Linked DNA regions of Mus musculus: region 1 is linked to region 2. Evidence: chromatin loops called from intact Hi-C (ENCODE). Cell type or tissue: left cerebral cortex. All regions are shown on one strand.

Region 1 (8,000 bases), 230 kb after region 2:
AGCTGTTTATCAGGTTTAGGAGTTCTCTGGTAGAATTTTTAGGGTCACTTATATATACTATCATATCATCTGCAAAAAGTGATATTTTGACTTCCTCTTTTCCAATTTGTATCCCCTTGATCTCCTTTTGTTGTCGAATTGCTCTGGCTAATACTTCAAGTACTATGTTGAAAAGGTAGGGAGAAAGTGGGCAGCCTTGTCTAGTCCCTGATTTTAGTGGGATTGCTTCCAGCTTCTCTCCATTTACTTTGATGTTGGCTACTGGTTTGCTGTAGATTGCTTTTATCATGTTTAGGTATGGGCCTTGAATTCCTGATCTTTCCAAAACTTTTATCATGAATGGGTGTTGGATCTTGTCAAATGCTTTTTCTGCATCTAACGAGATGATCATGTGGTTTTTGTCTTTGAGTTTGTTTATATAATGGATTACATTGATGGATTTTCGTATATTAAACCATCCCTGCATCCCTGGAATAAAACCTACTTGGTCAGGATGGATGATTGCTTTAATGTGTTCTTGGATTCGGTTAGCGAGAATTTTATTGAGGATTTTTGCATCGATATTCATAAGAGAAATTGGTCTGAAGTTCTCTATCTTTGTTGGATCTTTCTGTGGTTTAGGTATCAGAGTAATAGTGGCTTCATAAAATGAGTTGGGTAGAGTACCTTCTACTTCTATTTTGTGAAATAGTTTGTGCAGAATTGGAATTAGATCTTCTTTGAAGGTCTGATAGAACTCTGCACTAAACCCATCTGGTCCTGGGCTTTTTTTGGTTGGGAGACTATTAATAACTGCTTCTATTTCTTTAGGTGATATGGGACTGTTTAGATGGTCAACTTGATCCTGATTCAACTTTGGTACCTGGTATCTGTCCAGAAATTTGTCCATTTCGTCCAGGTTTTCCAGTTTTGTTGAGTATAGCCTTTTGTAGAAGGATCTGATGGTGTTTTGGATTTCTTCAGGATCTGTTGTTATGTCTCCCTTTTCATTTCTGATTTTGTTAATTAGGATTTTGTCCCTGTGCCCTTTAGTGAGTCTAGCTAAGGGTTTATCTATCTTGTTGATTTTCTCAAAGAACCAACTCCTCGTTTGGTTAATTCTTTGAATAGTTCTTCTTGTTTCCACTTGGTTGATTTCACCCCTGAGTTTGATTATTTCCTGCCGTCTACTCCTCTTGGGTGAATTTGCTTCCTTTTTTTCTAGGGCTTTTAGATGTGTTGTCAAGCTGCTAGTATGTGCTGTCTCCCGTTTCTTCTTGGAGGCACTCAGCGCTATGAGTTTCCCTCTTAGAAATGCTTTCATTGTGTCCCATAGGTTTGGGTACGTTGTGGCTTCATTTTCATTAAACTCTAAAAAGTCTTTAATTTCTTTCTTTATTCCTTCCTTGACCAAGGTATCATTGAGAAGAGTGTTATTCAGTTTCCACGTGAATGTTGGCTTTCCATTATTTATGTTGTTATTGAAGATCAGTCTTAGGCCATGGTGGTCTGATAGGATACCTGGGACAATTTCAATATTTTTGTATCTATTGAGGCCTGTTTTGTGACCAATTATATGGTCAATTTTGGAGAAGGTCCCGTGAGGTGCTGAGAAGAAGGTATATCCTTTTGTTTTAGGATAAAATGTTCTGTAGATATCTGTCAGGTCCATTTGTTTCATAACTTCTGTTAGTTTCACTGTGTCCCTGTTTAGTTTCTGTTTCCACGATCTGTCCTTTGAAGAAAGTGGTGTGTTGAAGTCTCCCACTATTATTGTGTGAGGTGCAATGTATGCTTTGAGCTTTACTAAAGTGTCTCTAATGAATGTGGCTGCCCTTGCATTTGGTGCGTAGATATTCAGAATTGAGAGTTCCTCTTGGAGGATTTTACCTTTGATGAGTATGAAGTGTCCCTCCTTGTCTTTTTTGATAACTTTGGGTTGGAAGTCGATTTTATCCGATATTAAAATGGCTACTCCAGCTTGTTTCTTCAGTCCATTTGCTTGGAAAATTGTTTTCCAGCCTTTCACTCTGAGGTAGTGTCTGTCTTTTTCCCTGAGATGGGTTTCCTGTAAGCAGCAGAATGTTGGGTCCTGTTTGTGTAGCCAGTCTGTTAGTCTATGTCTTTTTATTGGGGAATTGAGTCCATTGATATTAAGAGATATTAAGGAAAAGTAATTGTTGCTCCCTTTTATTTTTGTTGTTAAAGTTGGCATTCTGTTCTTGTGGCTGTCTTCTTTTTGGTTTGTTGAATGATTACTTTCTTGGTTGTTCTAGGGCGTGATTTCCGTCCTTGTATTGCTTCTTTTCTGTTATTATCCTTTGAAGGGCTGGATTCGTGGAAAGATATTGTGTGAACTTGGTTTTGTCGTGGAATACTTTGGTTTCTCCATCTATGGTAATTGAGAGTTTGGCCGGGTATAGTAGCCTGGGCTGGCATTTGTGTTCTCTTAGTGTCTGTATAATATCTGTCCAGGCTCTTCTGGCTTTCATAGTCTCTGGTGAAAAGTCTGGTGTAATTCTGATAGGCCTTCCTTTATATGTTACTTGACCTTTCTCCCTTACTGCTTTTAATATTCTATCTTTATTTAGTGCATTTGTTGTTCTGATTATTATGTGTCGGGAGGAATTTCTTTTCTGGTCCAGTCTATTTGGAGTTCTGTATGCTTCTTGTATGATCATGGGCATCTCTTTTTTTATGTTTGGGAAGTTTTCTTCTATTATTTTGTTGAAGATATTAGCTGGCCCTTTAAGTTGAAAATCTTCATTCTCATCAATTCCTATTATCCGTAGGTTTGGTCTTCTCATTGTGTCCTGGATTACCTGGATGTTTTGAGTTAGGATCCTTTTGCATTTTGTATTTTCTTTGACTGTTGTGTCAATGTTCTCTATGGAATCTTCTGCACCTGAGATTCTCTCTTCCATTTCTTGTATTCTGTTGCTGATGCTCGCATCTATGGTTCCAGATCTCTTTCCTAGGGTTTCTATCTCCAGCGTTGCCTCGCTTTGGGTTTTCTTTATTGTGTCTACTTCCCCTTTTAGTTCTAGTATGGTTTTGTTCATTTCCATCACCTGTTTGGCTGTGTTTTCCTGCTTTTCTTTAAGAGCCTGTAACTCTTTAGCAGTGCTCTCCTGTAAATCTTTAAGTGACTTATGAAAGTCCTTCTTGATGTCCTCTATCATCATCATGAGAAATGTTTTTAAATCTGGGTCTAGATTTTCGGTTGTGTTGGGGTGCCCAGGACTAGGTGGGGTGGGAGTGCTGCATTCTGATGATGGTGAGTGGTCTTGATTTCTGTTAGTAGGATTCTTACGTTTGCCTTTCGCCATCCGGTAATCTCTGAAGCTAGCTGTTTTAGTTGTCACTGTTAAGAGCTTGTTCTTCAGGTGACTCTGTTAGCCTCTATGAGCAGACCTGGAGGGTAGCACTCTCCTTAGTTTCAGTGGGCAGAGTATTCTCTGCAGGCAAGCTCTCTTCTTGCAAGGCAGGTACCCAGATATCTGGTGTTCGAACCAGACTCCTGGCAGAAGTTGTGTTCCACTCACTAGAGGTCTTAGGATCACGTGTGGAATCCTGTGTGGGCCCTTGCGGGTGTCAGGCGACTCAGCTGGCAAGGTAGCCCGGGGCTCGAGTGGAGTGGAAGGGGTTTGTGCCCCAGATCAAGCCCGGGTAGCCTGCTTCCCTATGTACCGCAGTCTCAAGTTCCGCGCGATTGGATTGGGGCAGGCACTGTGATCCACTCACCAGAGGTCTTAGGGTCCCGTGGGGAGTCCCGTGTGGACCCTTGCGGGTGTTGGGCAAGACTCTGCTGGCAAGGTAGCCCGGGGCTCGAGTCTCGAGTCGAGCGGAAGGGACTTGTGCCCCAGATCAGGCCCGGGTAGCCTGCTTCCCTATGTACCGCAGTCTCAAGTTCTGCGCGATTGGATTGGGGCAGGCACTGTGGTCCACTCACCAGAGGTCTTAGGGTCCCGTGGGGAGTCCCGTGTGGACCCTTGCGGGTGTTGGGCAAGACTCCCCAAAAGATTATTTTATGTGAAACTTTTTTCTCTGATTTGAACACGAGTACACACATTTTTACAAAGTCTTTCCCAGTGATTTTAATTAGATGTTTAGTTTTCCGAATCAGCCAATTTTCTGTCCCTACTTCAGTTTCTGTAAAATTCCTGGAATCACAGGTGCCCATCTCCCTCATCAGCTGCTAATCTCCAGAAGGCATCTGTATATAGTTTATATAATCTATGAGACACTCAGAGACCAGCTGAAAAAAATCCCTTTTTATCCTTAATTTTCTGTCTCAGTGTGATGGAAATAAAATGTTAGAGTACTTACAGAAAACAGAGTATTAGAATATATCACACTGTTTTACCAATTTAGAATATAAAATCAACATTCTGTACTGAGTTGGGAGTCCAGCCATGAAGGGTTCTAGCAACCATCAACCCATCTTCCTTTAACACAGCAAAGAAAATGTGACTTCTTATAATATGAGATCGTTTCCTTCAAATCTCAGAATCATTCCATTTCTAGGCCAGATACAAAGTACTGGAAGAAGCCTGGAGTCAAAGAAAACATTGGGTGATAGAATTATGGGACTGGAGAGATGTCTCATCTGTTAAGAGTATTGATCGCTCTAGCAGAAGACCCAAGTTTGATTCCCAGTCTCCAACAGCCACCAGTAACTACAGCTTCAGAGGATTCCAACCTTGCTTTTCTGACCACACAGGCTCCTGCATGTGCGTGTACATACCTCCTCTCCCCAACACATACACATAAATGAAGATAAATCTTAAAAATAAAGAACTATCAGCTGCAGGCAAATCCCATTGATACAGCATATAAAGTACATTTATTTCTTTGAAAATCACACAGTTTGTTAAATTCATACACAAAAACTTGTGTGCTATACACTGTATCCTATAGATGATTTGAAGATGAGACCAAAGTGGATTTTCTTGCTTTATAAAACATATTCTTAAAATCGGTGACTGGGAGGCTGAGGTGGATGGAAAGGCTTGAAGAATTGCTATGGAGATTCGTTACCATGTAATATAAAGTTAAGAATAGCTAAACAGATGGTGGCAATGGTATATTGAATTTTAAGAAACGATAATTCCTTGATTTGAAGGAAGAATGCAAAAAAACTTGCCTTTTTAACTATTCAGTTGGTTAAAATGAATTCCAATCAAAATTTCAAATAGACTTTGTGTATTACTTTACATGTCATTGTGACAGAATTTAGAAAAAGCTTAAGCAAGGAAAACTTTAGTTTTGGCTCATGATTTTAAGGAAAGTAGTCATCACAATGGGAAAGGCACAGCAATGGGGCAGTTGGAACAGCTCGTGGTTAGAGTAGCAAGAGTATAGTGCAGTCCAAGAGGCGGAGAGAGACATATCCCAAGAGAGACAGGCTATAAACCTCAAAGCTTGCCCTCCAGTGACAAACTTTCTCTAGCTAGGTCCCAATCTAAAGGTTCCACAATGTCCCCAGAGAACTCTATCATCTAGATACAGGATGTTTAAACACATGAACCTATAAAGATGGAAACCATAGTAAAAAAAATCTCAAAAAATAGAAATTATTGTGATTTGTAAGTGAAGAAAAATATAGTGATCATAAAATCACTGGATTGAGGAAAGTAAGTTAAAACTGTGATGACTTTAAATATCCTTAGTGGACAACCTAAACAAAGTTGTATGACAAAGAAGTCTGAAGAGAATAATGCAAGAATTCATTGATGAAGTGTTACTGTGTGTGCATGCATGTGTGTACATACGTATATGTATGTATTGGTGAGTGCACATGTGTGCATGCCTGTGTGTGTGTGCATGCCTATGTGTGTGTTGCTGGTAACTGAACCAGGACATTGCATATACTAAACAGATGATCCCCTCATGAGCCATACTCTCAATTCTAGATTAACATTTGATGGAAATTCCATCTGTTTACTTAGGAAATAACCAGATAATTACAAAATTCCTATAAAAATTATGAAAGAGAAAATTAAAAGGCCTAAAGTCAAAGTAATCAAGAAAGTTCAAGTCACACGAACTAAAACTGGCACATTTTTACTTCAGGATTAACAATAACTTAAAGCAGTTTAAATATTGTGTAGGTCTAACTGTTCTGGAAGACACATAAACTTATTTTTTAATACAAAATAATCTTAACATCAGAAAACCCTTTTTTTTCATTTTTTGATGTCAAAAACATGAAATTTATGATTAAGTAGTTTTACTAAGTTCACAGTCAATGTTTTCAGATAATTGTTTTTTTCTACATCCAAGTGACTGCAGTATTTGAGAAATTTTTAGGTCAGGAAAAGCCAGAAAAATGGAAATAGAAATATCTCCTTCCCCACTATGGAGAACATTTGCCTGTATTCTGAGATAATAATGTCTCTTTCTGGAAGGGAAGATGGGCAGGCTGCCAATAGCACTCTATCAGATCTGAGCATATCTTCCAGGCCTTCAATTCTAGGCAGTGACACAGATCCAAACTGTGTGTACATGACCCTCCTGTGACCACCACCAGATTGGCTTCATGGAACCTGAGAAACTGAACCCACTAATCTCTTCAGCACCATTTTAGCTCACTGCATTCTTATTAATCAAATCTGTTGGTTTCCAACAAGCCAATGTGGCAGCTCCCACGACACAGATGCTTAGAACCTGCCTAAATGTTTGGCACCAGACACACGTTAACTTGTTAGAAAGAGTGGCATGTATAAATTCTCCACATGGCCATGACAGTGAATACTAATGATATACCAGATCTGCCTGTTGGAAATAAATATACAATGTGTCTGGAGCCTTTATGAGCAGCCAGGTATTCTGTGGGTGTGCTTATTCAGTCCCTCCAATCCCCAGAGACATACATTATTATTAGGCACTCATTTTTACAGTAAAATAAGAGGTAAAAGGGCAAGGATAACTATGCCAATGTTTTCTAATCATGATTGGTACAGACAAAGATCCAACCTGGACATTTTACATCTATTTACCAAAAACTTGCACATTCCAAGTTTGTTCACATGAGCTTTCTGTGTTCATCTTCTGTGTGGTAACAGGATAGTACTTAGCAATGAATGTGTTTTTTTTTATTAGATATTTTCTTTATATACATTTCAAATACTATCCTGAAAGTTCCCTATACCCTCCCCCCGCCCTGCTCCCCTACCCACCCACTTCTGCTTTTTGGCCCTGGCCTTTCCCTGTACTGGGGCATAGAAAGTTTGCAATACCAAGGGCCTCTCTTCCCAGTGATGGCTGACTAGGCCATCTTCTGCTACATATGCAGCTAGAGATATGAGCTCCAGGGGTACTGGTTAGTTCATATTGTTATTCCACCCATAGGGTTGCAGACCCCTTCAGCTCCTTGGGTGCTTTCTCTAGCTTCTCCATTGAGGCCCCTGTGTTCCATCTTATAGTTGACTGTGAGCATCCACTTCTGTATTTGCCAGGCACTGGCATAGCCTCATACGAGACAGCTATAACAGGGTCCCTTCAGCAAAATCTTTCTGGCATTGTGCAATAGTGTCTGGGTTTGGTGGCTGATTATGGGATGGATCCCCGGGTGGGGTAGTCTCTGGATAGTCCATCCTTTCATCTTAGCTCCAAACTTTGTCTCTGTAATTTCTTACATGGGTATTTTGTTCCATATTCTAAGGAGGAATGATGTATCCACCCATTGGTCTTCCCTCTTCTTGATTTTCTTGTGCTTTTCAGATTGTATCTTGGGTGTTCTATGTTTCTGAGCTAATATCCACTTATCAGTGAGTGCATATCTAATGACTTCTTTTATGATTGGGTTACCTCTCTATGGATGATATCCTCCAGCTACCTCCATTTGTCCAAGAATTTCATAAATCCATTGTTTTTAATTGATGAGTAGTACTCCATTGTGTAAATGTACTACGTTTTCTGTATCCATTCTTCTGCTGAGGAACATCTGGGTTCTTTCCAGCTTCTGGCTATTATAAATAAGGCTGCTATGAACATAGTGGAGCAGGTGTTCTTATTAC
Region 2 (8,000 bases):
TAAAGGTGGAGTTCCTGCGTGCCTGGGTCCTGCTGATCCAGAAATTATCTTTTAAACTACTCAGATCTTTATCCAATACCAAGAATCTTTCCTAGTGAGTTGGTTTCACTATCTCCATTTAACAATCTCTTTCAGGAGGCTGGTTTACTTCCATTCCTAAAAATAACTCTTGATCAAGAGCTTCTTTGCTTTTCAAGTTCTCATTTTGATCACAGTGATTTTTAGTTACTAAAATTTCTTCCCCAAATTAAGCCTATTAGAATCTCAGTAATCATATTCCTGCATATAGAAGATACATCCTCATAATTTGCTTATTTATTTAGTTTTTGCATAGTTTAGTTGACTTGTCCTTCTCTCTAGACTTTTAGAATTTAAAATTCTTATATATATATACATATATATATATATACATATATGTATGTATATATATATATATATATATATATATATATATATATAAGCAATATGTAACTTGACCATGTACATTTCTTAGTCCCACGGAACTTCTCATCATATCTCCTTTCTAACTTCATGTTGTCCTTTCAATTTATTTATTTATTTATTTATTTATTTATTTATTCCTACACAGTCCAATCAATGCTTCCCATAGACATGTGGATATGGAGTCATCTCATTAATTGTTTTACTTTTCAGACTGATGCTGCTAACTTGATTTCCATAAAGTAGAGCAAAACTTTTCTCCTGTCAGCTATATTCCTAAAGAAAATATTTTGAAAGAAAGAAAGGGCAAGGAAGAGAACTATGTTTCAAAATAGGAGCCTGAGGGATCTCTGGTGGGTCTTAGCTGAGCTCCAGAGGACTAGACTGACATGCCCAAAGGGAACCATGCAGGCAGGGACAGTACTGGGAGTAGCACCCAGACATAAAGAGAAAACAAATTGTTTTCATCACAGTGAAAGTGGGTCCCAATAACCGTGAAGTAGAAATAGATCTCTGTGATGTCTTCTGCATGTCAGAAGTCAACAGAAAACTGGGAAGGGCTCTAGCTGATGGAGATCACTTTAAACAGGAATGCTTCATGTACCTCATCTGCCTGAGTAGCCCCACTTCCTTTTTTTTTTTTTTCCTTAGTTCTTTTCCTGGGACAGGGTCTCACCATGTAGCTCTGCCTGGCCTGGAATTTGTTCTGTAGAACAGGTTTACCTAAAACTCACAGAGATCTGCCTGCCTTTGCCTCCCAATTTCTGGGATTAAAGGCAATCCATTCTTATCTCCTGTATAAAGCTCAAGTCCAGGTGGATCAAGGACCTCTACAAAAAACCAGAGACACTGAAACCAATAGAAAAGAAAGTGGGGAAAAGCCTTGAGAACATGGGCAAAGGGGAAATTTTCCGGAAAAGAAACCAAAAGCTTATGCTTTAAGATCAAGAATTGACAAATGGGATCTCATAAAATTGCAAAGCTTCTGTAAGGCAAAGGACACTGTCAATAGGACAAAACGGAAACCAACAGATTGGGAAAAGATCTTTACCAACCCTACCTCTGATAGAGGGCTAATATCCAATTTTACAAAGAACTCAAGAAGCTAGACTTCAGAAAAACACATAACCCTATTAAAAATGGGGTACAGAGCTAAACAAAGAATTCCCAACTGAGGAATATGGAATGGCTGAGAAGCACCTAAAGAAATGGTCAACATCCTTAGTCATCAGAGAAATGTAAATTAAAACAACCCTGGGATTCTACCTCACACCAGTCAGAATGGCTGAGATAAAAAACTCAGGTGACAGCAGATGCTGGCGAGGGTGTGGAGAAAGAGGAACACTCCTCCATTGCTGATGGGATTGCAAGCTGGTACAACCACTCTGGAAATCAGTTTGGCAGTTCCTCAGAAAAGTGGACATAGTACTATCTGAGAACCCAGCAATACCACTCCTGAGCATACACACAGAAGATGCTTCAACATGTAAGAAGGACACATGCTCCACTATGTTTATAGCAGCCTTATTTATAATAGCCAGAAGCTGGAATGAACCCAAATATCCCTCAACAGAGGAATGGATACAGAAATGTGTAAATGTGGTACATTTACACAATGGAGCTATTAAAAACAATGAATTTATGAAATTCTTAGGCAAATGGATGGAACTAGAAAATATCATCCTGAGTCTAGAGACTGCCCCACCTGCAGATCCATCCCATATACAGTCACCAAACCCAGACACTATTGTGGATGCCAAGAAGTGCTTGCTGACAGGAGCCTGATATAGCTGTGTCCAAGGGGCTCTGCCAGTGCCTGAAAAATACAGAGGTGGATGCTCTCAGCCCACCATTGGACTGAGCACAGGGTCCCCAATAGAGGAGCTAGAGAAAGGATCCAAGGAGCTGAAGGGGTTTGCAGCCCCGTAGGAGGAACAACAATATGAATCAACCAGTACCCCCATAGCTCTCAGGGAGTAAACTACTAATCAAAGAGTACACATGGAGGTACCCATGGCTCCAGCCACATATGTAGCAGAGAATGGCCTTGTTGGTCATCAATGGGAGGAGAGGCCCTTGGTCCTGTGAAGGCTCAATGCCCCAGTGTAGTGGAATGCCAGGACTGGGAAGCAGGAGTAGGTGGGTTAGTGAGCAGGGAGAGGGTGGAAGGGATGGGGATTTTTGGAGGGGAAACCAGGAAAGGGGATAACATTTGAATTGTAAGTAAAGAAAATATCTAATAAAAAAGAAATATAAATAAACTAAATAAATAAAAGATAGAAATAAAAAAAAGGGCATGCACCAACACACCAGGGTTTCCACCTCCTTTTTCCAAATAATCTATATATTTTTCTGTTTTTCTTTACATTCACTCCAGTTTGATGAGCACATATCCTTTGATTTGCCAACTTTCAAGATGGAAATTAACCTTAAGTTCTCCTAATGCCAAAAGCCACTGAAATAACACAGCCACAAATTACTTAACCCTTTCAGTAAAGCATACCACATGCTTTGGGGCTCCGTGGAATTGCTGTCATGCTCTCCCAACAACCTGTAGCTGCCTTCTGGCGAACCAAATTTGTAAAGATAAAATTTTAATCAAAATCTCTATTGTGTGGTCAGGCACATATTTTATCGGCAATGCAGGCCTTCTTTTTGTATTGAGAATACAGAAAGTACTTTTGTGCTTGCTCAATTATCAAAGAAGCTCAATAAATATTCCTTGTAGTGAAAAACTGGAGTGAATCAAAACTAGAGCTGGTTTACAACAATCATAGGTTAGGCTTCCCTGGACTACTGTGTTTATTAATGGGCAAATAAGCAGACACACATTAGAATGTTTGGGAGACCATAGGAAGCATTTTAGAGCTGTTCAAAATAGGACAAGCCACAACTCTTTCTTCTAAAGAGGGCCTGAGAGTGGAGGCTGAAATTCACTTCAGAAAAACCACTTTAGCACAGGGTGTGTTCTCATTTTTTCAGCCTCCCCAAATCTTTCCCAGATGGACTGGAACTAATTAAGTTCAGAATAGATGCTTGCATGAGCTTTGATGCCTGTGTTAGCTGCCAGCAAAGAACAAAACTGCAGAAATTTGCAATTGCACCAGGGCTACAATTCTCCATCTGTTGAGGGAAACACACAGACAGACAAATTACAAATGAAGCTATTTGGGGAGAAAGGAATCAAAGCTAAGTAGACGATGTGTGTCAGGGCCTGGTGGGACCAGCTAGAGGGCTAAGGAAGGTCAATGTCCTGGGACATGAGACTCCAGTTCCTCCCTAAAACTATTCCTTTTTGTCTGTCCTCAAATACCCACCCTTTTTGATATCAATGCATTATTTATAGGTTGGTGAATCGGCAGATTCCCTTGGGTTTGGTCAAAGAAACTTTTTTTTTTTTTCACTACAGTATCCTTAATATGCATTTTTATCTACCTACTTACGCCAGTTTCATGGATATATAGAATTTGGTAGGCACCTGGTTGCTGTTCCCATGATTTAACCATTACCCCTAATGCTTTGTAGTATACATGATCACACACATTGATCAAATGTGGCCAATCTATGGCTTATGAGACACAAGGGGCTGAGGACAGTTGTTAATTTGGTCCAACACAAAATCATATACTCACTCAAAATACTCTGAGATCCGTTTGCTACTGGTATTGTAATTTGAATGCTTGGTTCTTCAGTGGGAACCTTGTAGATGACCACGTTAAGCTGCATTGTCAAAGGCTGGACACACCTGAAGGGCACACTGCAGTGCATGGGCTCTCATGAGACCTGTAATCTATGCTCCAAGATTGATAGTTTTCCATCTTTAGTCTTTTTTTTTTCCATTTTTTATTAGGTATTTCGCTCATTTACATTTGCAATGCTATACCAAAAGTCCCCCATAGCCACCCACCCCCTCTCCCCTACCCACCCACTCCCCTTTTATGGCCCTGGCGTTCCCCTGTACTGGGGCATATAAAGTTTGCGTGTCCAATGGGCCTCTCTTTCCAGTGATGGCCGACTAGGCCATCTCTTGATGCATATGCAGCTAGAGTCAAGAGCTCCGGGGTACTGGTTAGTTCATAATGTTGTTCCACCTATAGGGTTGCAGATCCCTTTAGCTTCTTTGGTACTTTCTCTAGCTCCTTCATTGGGGGCCATGTGATCCATCCAATAGCCGACTGTGAGCATCCACTTCTATGTTTGCTAGGCCCAGGCATACTCTGACAAGAGACAGCTATATCAGGGTCCTTTCAGCATAATCTTGCTAGTGTATGCAATGGTGTCAGCATTTGGAAGCTGATTATGGGATGGATCCCCGGATATGCTAGTGTCTACATGGTCCATCCTTTTATCTCAGCTCCAAACTTTGTCTCTGTAACTCCTTCCAAGGGTGTTTTGTTCCCACTTCTAAGGAGGGGCATAGTGTTCACACTTCAGTCTTCATTTTTCTTGAGTTTCATGTGTTTAGGAAATTGTATCTTATATCTTGGGTATCTTAGGTTTTGGGCTAATATCCACTTATCAGTGAGTACATATTGTGTGAGTTCCTTTGTGAATGTGTTACCTCACTCAGGATGATGCCCTCCAGGTCCGCTGATGTATAGCTCAGCACAAAATGGGACTTGCTGACGAGAGAGAGAGAGAGAGAGAGAGAGAGAGAGAGAGAGAGAGAGAGAGAGAGAGAGAGAACGGACTACTGCACATGCGCATTTTCACTCAGTACACACACACACACACACACACACATTTTTAATTGCAGAAAATTGGAGAAATGTAGTGCTCACTTTTTTTCTGTGATCACTCCACATAAAGGAGTGCTTTACGAACCTGTGTTCATAGAACATATAAAACTGAACAAGAGAAACCATCCTGAATAGCTGATGCTTTCTATACCCCCGCGCATTATATATGCACAACTTTCCTTGACTCCTAGTGTCTCATCTTTGTAAACATAAGCCAACTGTTTATATCGGAACTTCATCTCTTTAATTCTTCTTCTAACACGGGCAAGACCCATGTTCTCAGTACAGTTCCCTGGCCCCTCTTCCCACAAGCACAGGAATAGCCACAGTCACTCCGATCATGGCTTGGAACTTTTACAAACTGGCTGTGGAAGCATCTCTCTTCAGAGCTGCCAGGCCAGATGGCTAGCTGGCATTGTCTAAATGGAAGACAGGCAGACCACAGACTTTTATGGACCACATTCTAGAAGTAAAAAAGCAGCCAAGTCCTGAAATAAAGCTATGATGTTAGACTTTGCTTCAGTGTCTGCACACACAGGAAAACCAGCATGCATAAAGTGTGGTTTGGTATTCTATGACAGAGCAGTGTTTGTTCTAATAAATTCTTTGTCTTACAAATGGGCCATCTGAATGTTTTTTTATCTCATGAAATTGTTAAGAAGAAAACTTGATCCACATGATCCCAGAAAAAGGAAAGCTATATAACGATTCTCAATTCATTTCTGTGGGCTGAGGAAGTGTCTTGCAGGGGACTTCTGACCCTCAACCTGCAGTCCAATCACCGATGAGACTCTACATGGGCTGAGCTACTGTTGGAGGTGTGTTATGAGCCTAACCTAGAAGACATGACTTGAGTTAACAAGAACAGTTAGTTAGAAACTGAGCTACAGAAGCAAAAAACAAGGTTTAGAGACTTTCCTAGAACCATGGACGTCGATGGAATTGCTTTTTGTTTACATGTTGCTAGGTGGTATTGTCTATGTGCTGAGTTTTATGGTCTGAATGGCATTTCCATGATGGAGCCAGTGTGCTAAATCTGGGGCCATGTTACTCTGGCTCAGGGTGTGAGCGGGTTACTCTGTGTGTTTCATTCTCACCATTGGGAATGTCCAGTCTTGCACTGCAATTCCCAGAACTGTGGCTAAGTAACCTGTCTTTGTAAGTAAATTGCCTCAGAAATCTCACTGGAGCAATGGATAGCTGACTAATATAGCCTATTTACTTAAAAGCACCTTTGACCAGATCCTATTTTTCTTTTTTTTTTTTTCCATTTTTTATTAGGTATTTAGCTCATTTACATTTCCAATGCTATACCAAAAGTCCCCCATAGCCACCCACCCCCACTCCCCTACCCACCCACTCCCCTTTTTTGGCCCTGGCGTTCCCCTGTACTGGGGCATATAAAGTTTGCGTGTCCAATGGGCCTCTCTTTCCAGTGATGGCCACCTAGGCCATCTTTTGATACATATGCAGCTAGAGTCAAGAGCTCCGGGGTACTGGTTAGTTCATAATGTTGTTCCACCTATAGGGTTGCAGATCCCTTTAGCTTCTTGGGTACTTTCTCTAGCTCCTTCATTGGGGGCCATGTGATCCATCCAATAGCCGACTGTGAGCATCCACTTCTATGTTTGCTAGGCCCAGGCATACTCTGACAAGAGACAGCTAAATCAGGGTCCTTTCAGCTTAATCTTGCTAGTGTATGCAATGGTGTCAGCATTTGGAAGCTGATTATGGGATGGATCCCCGGATATGGCAGTCTCTACATGGTCCATCTTTTTATCTCAGCTCCAAACTTTGTCTCTGTACCTCCTTCCAAGGGTGTTTTGTTCCTGCTTCTAAGGAGGGGCATAGTGTCCACACTTCAGTCTTCATTTTTTTTGAGTTTCATGTGTTTAGGAAATTGTATCTTATATCTTGGATATCCTAGGTTTTGGGCTAATATCCACTTATCAGTGAGTACATATTGTGTGAGTTCCTTTGTGAATGTGTTACCTCACTCAGGATGATGCCCTCCAGGTCCATCCATTTGGCTAGGAATTTCATAAATTCATTCTTTTTAATAGCTGAGTAGTACTCCATTGTGTAGATGTACCACATTTTCTGTATCCATTCCTCTGTTGAGGGGCATCTGGGTTCTTTCCAGCTTCTGGCTATTATAAATAAGGCTGCTATGAACATAGTGGAGCATGTGTCCTTCTTACCAGTTGGGGCATCTTCTGGATATATGCCCAGGAGAGGTATTACTGGATCCTCCGGTAGTACTATATCCAGTTTTCTGAGGAACCGCCAGACTGATTTCCAGAGTGGTTGTACAAGCCTGCAATCCCACCAACAATGGAGGAGTGTTCCTCTTTCTCCACATCCACGCCAGCATCTGCTGTCACCTGAATTTTTGATCTTAGCCATTCTGACTGGTGTGAGGTGGAATCTCAGGGTTGTTTTGATTTGCATTTCCCTGATGATTAAGGATGTTGAACATTTTTTTCAGGTGCTTCTCTGCCATTCGGTATTCCTCAGGTGAGAATTCTTTGTTCAGTTCTGAGCCCCATTTTTTAATGGGGTTATTTGATTTTCTGAAGTCCACCTTCTTGAGTTCTTTATATATGTTGGATATTAGTCCCCTATCTGATTTAGGATAGGTAAAGATCCTTTCCCAATCTGTTGGTGGTCTTTTTGTCTTATTGACGGTGTCTTTTGCCTTGCAGAAACTTTGGAGTTTCATTAGGTCCCATTTGTCAATTCTCGATCTTACAGCACAAGCCATTGCTGTTCTGTTCAGGAATTTTTCCCCTGTGCCCATGTCTTCAAGGCTTTTCCCCA

What was found. A loop is a pair of places that touch in the nucleus more often than their neighbours do. Peaks named below come from ENCODE experiments on the same cell type or tissue, not always from the same donor. Only the 100,000 strongest peaks of a DNase experiment are listed, where the experiment ranks them.
Region 1: a loop joins it to region 2, with 5 times the contacts of the local background. A loop is called at or near these places in 2 of 42 quality-filtered maps.

What each region holds. Positions count from the first base shown.
Region 1 is chr19:12,368,204-12,376,203 of GRCm38, forward strand. No RefSeq gene overlaps it. Among named protein-coding and RNA genes, the nearest start is that of Olfr1440, 22 kb to the right of the region's middle. In left cerebral cortex, no CTCF peak of the experiment used is centred here; DNase peaks (open chromatin) are centred at 4,482, 4,990, 5,274 and 6,632; H3K27ac peaks cover 1,255 bases.
Region 2 is chr19:12,140,073-12,148,072 of GRCm38, forward strand. No RefSeq gene overlaps it. Among named protein-coding and RNA genes, the nearest start is that of Olfr76, 23 kb to the left of the region's middle. In left cerebral cortex, no CTCF peak of the experiment used is centred here; DNase peaks (open chromatin) are centred at 3,475 and 5,597; H3K27ac peaks cover 2,282 bases.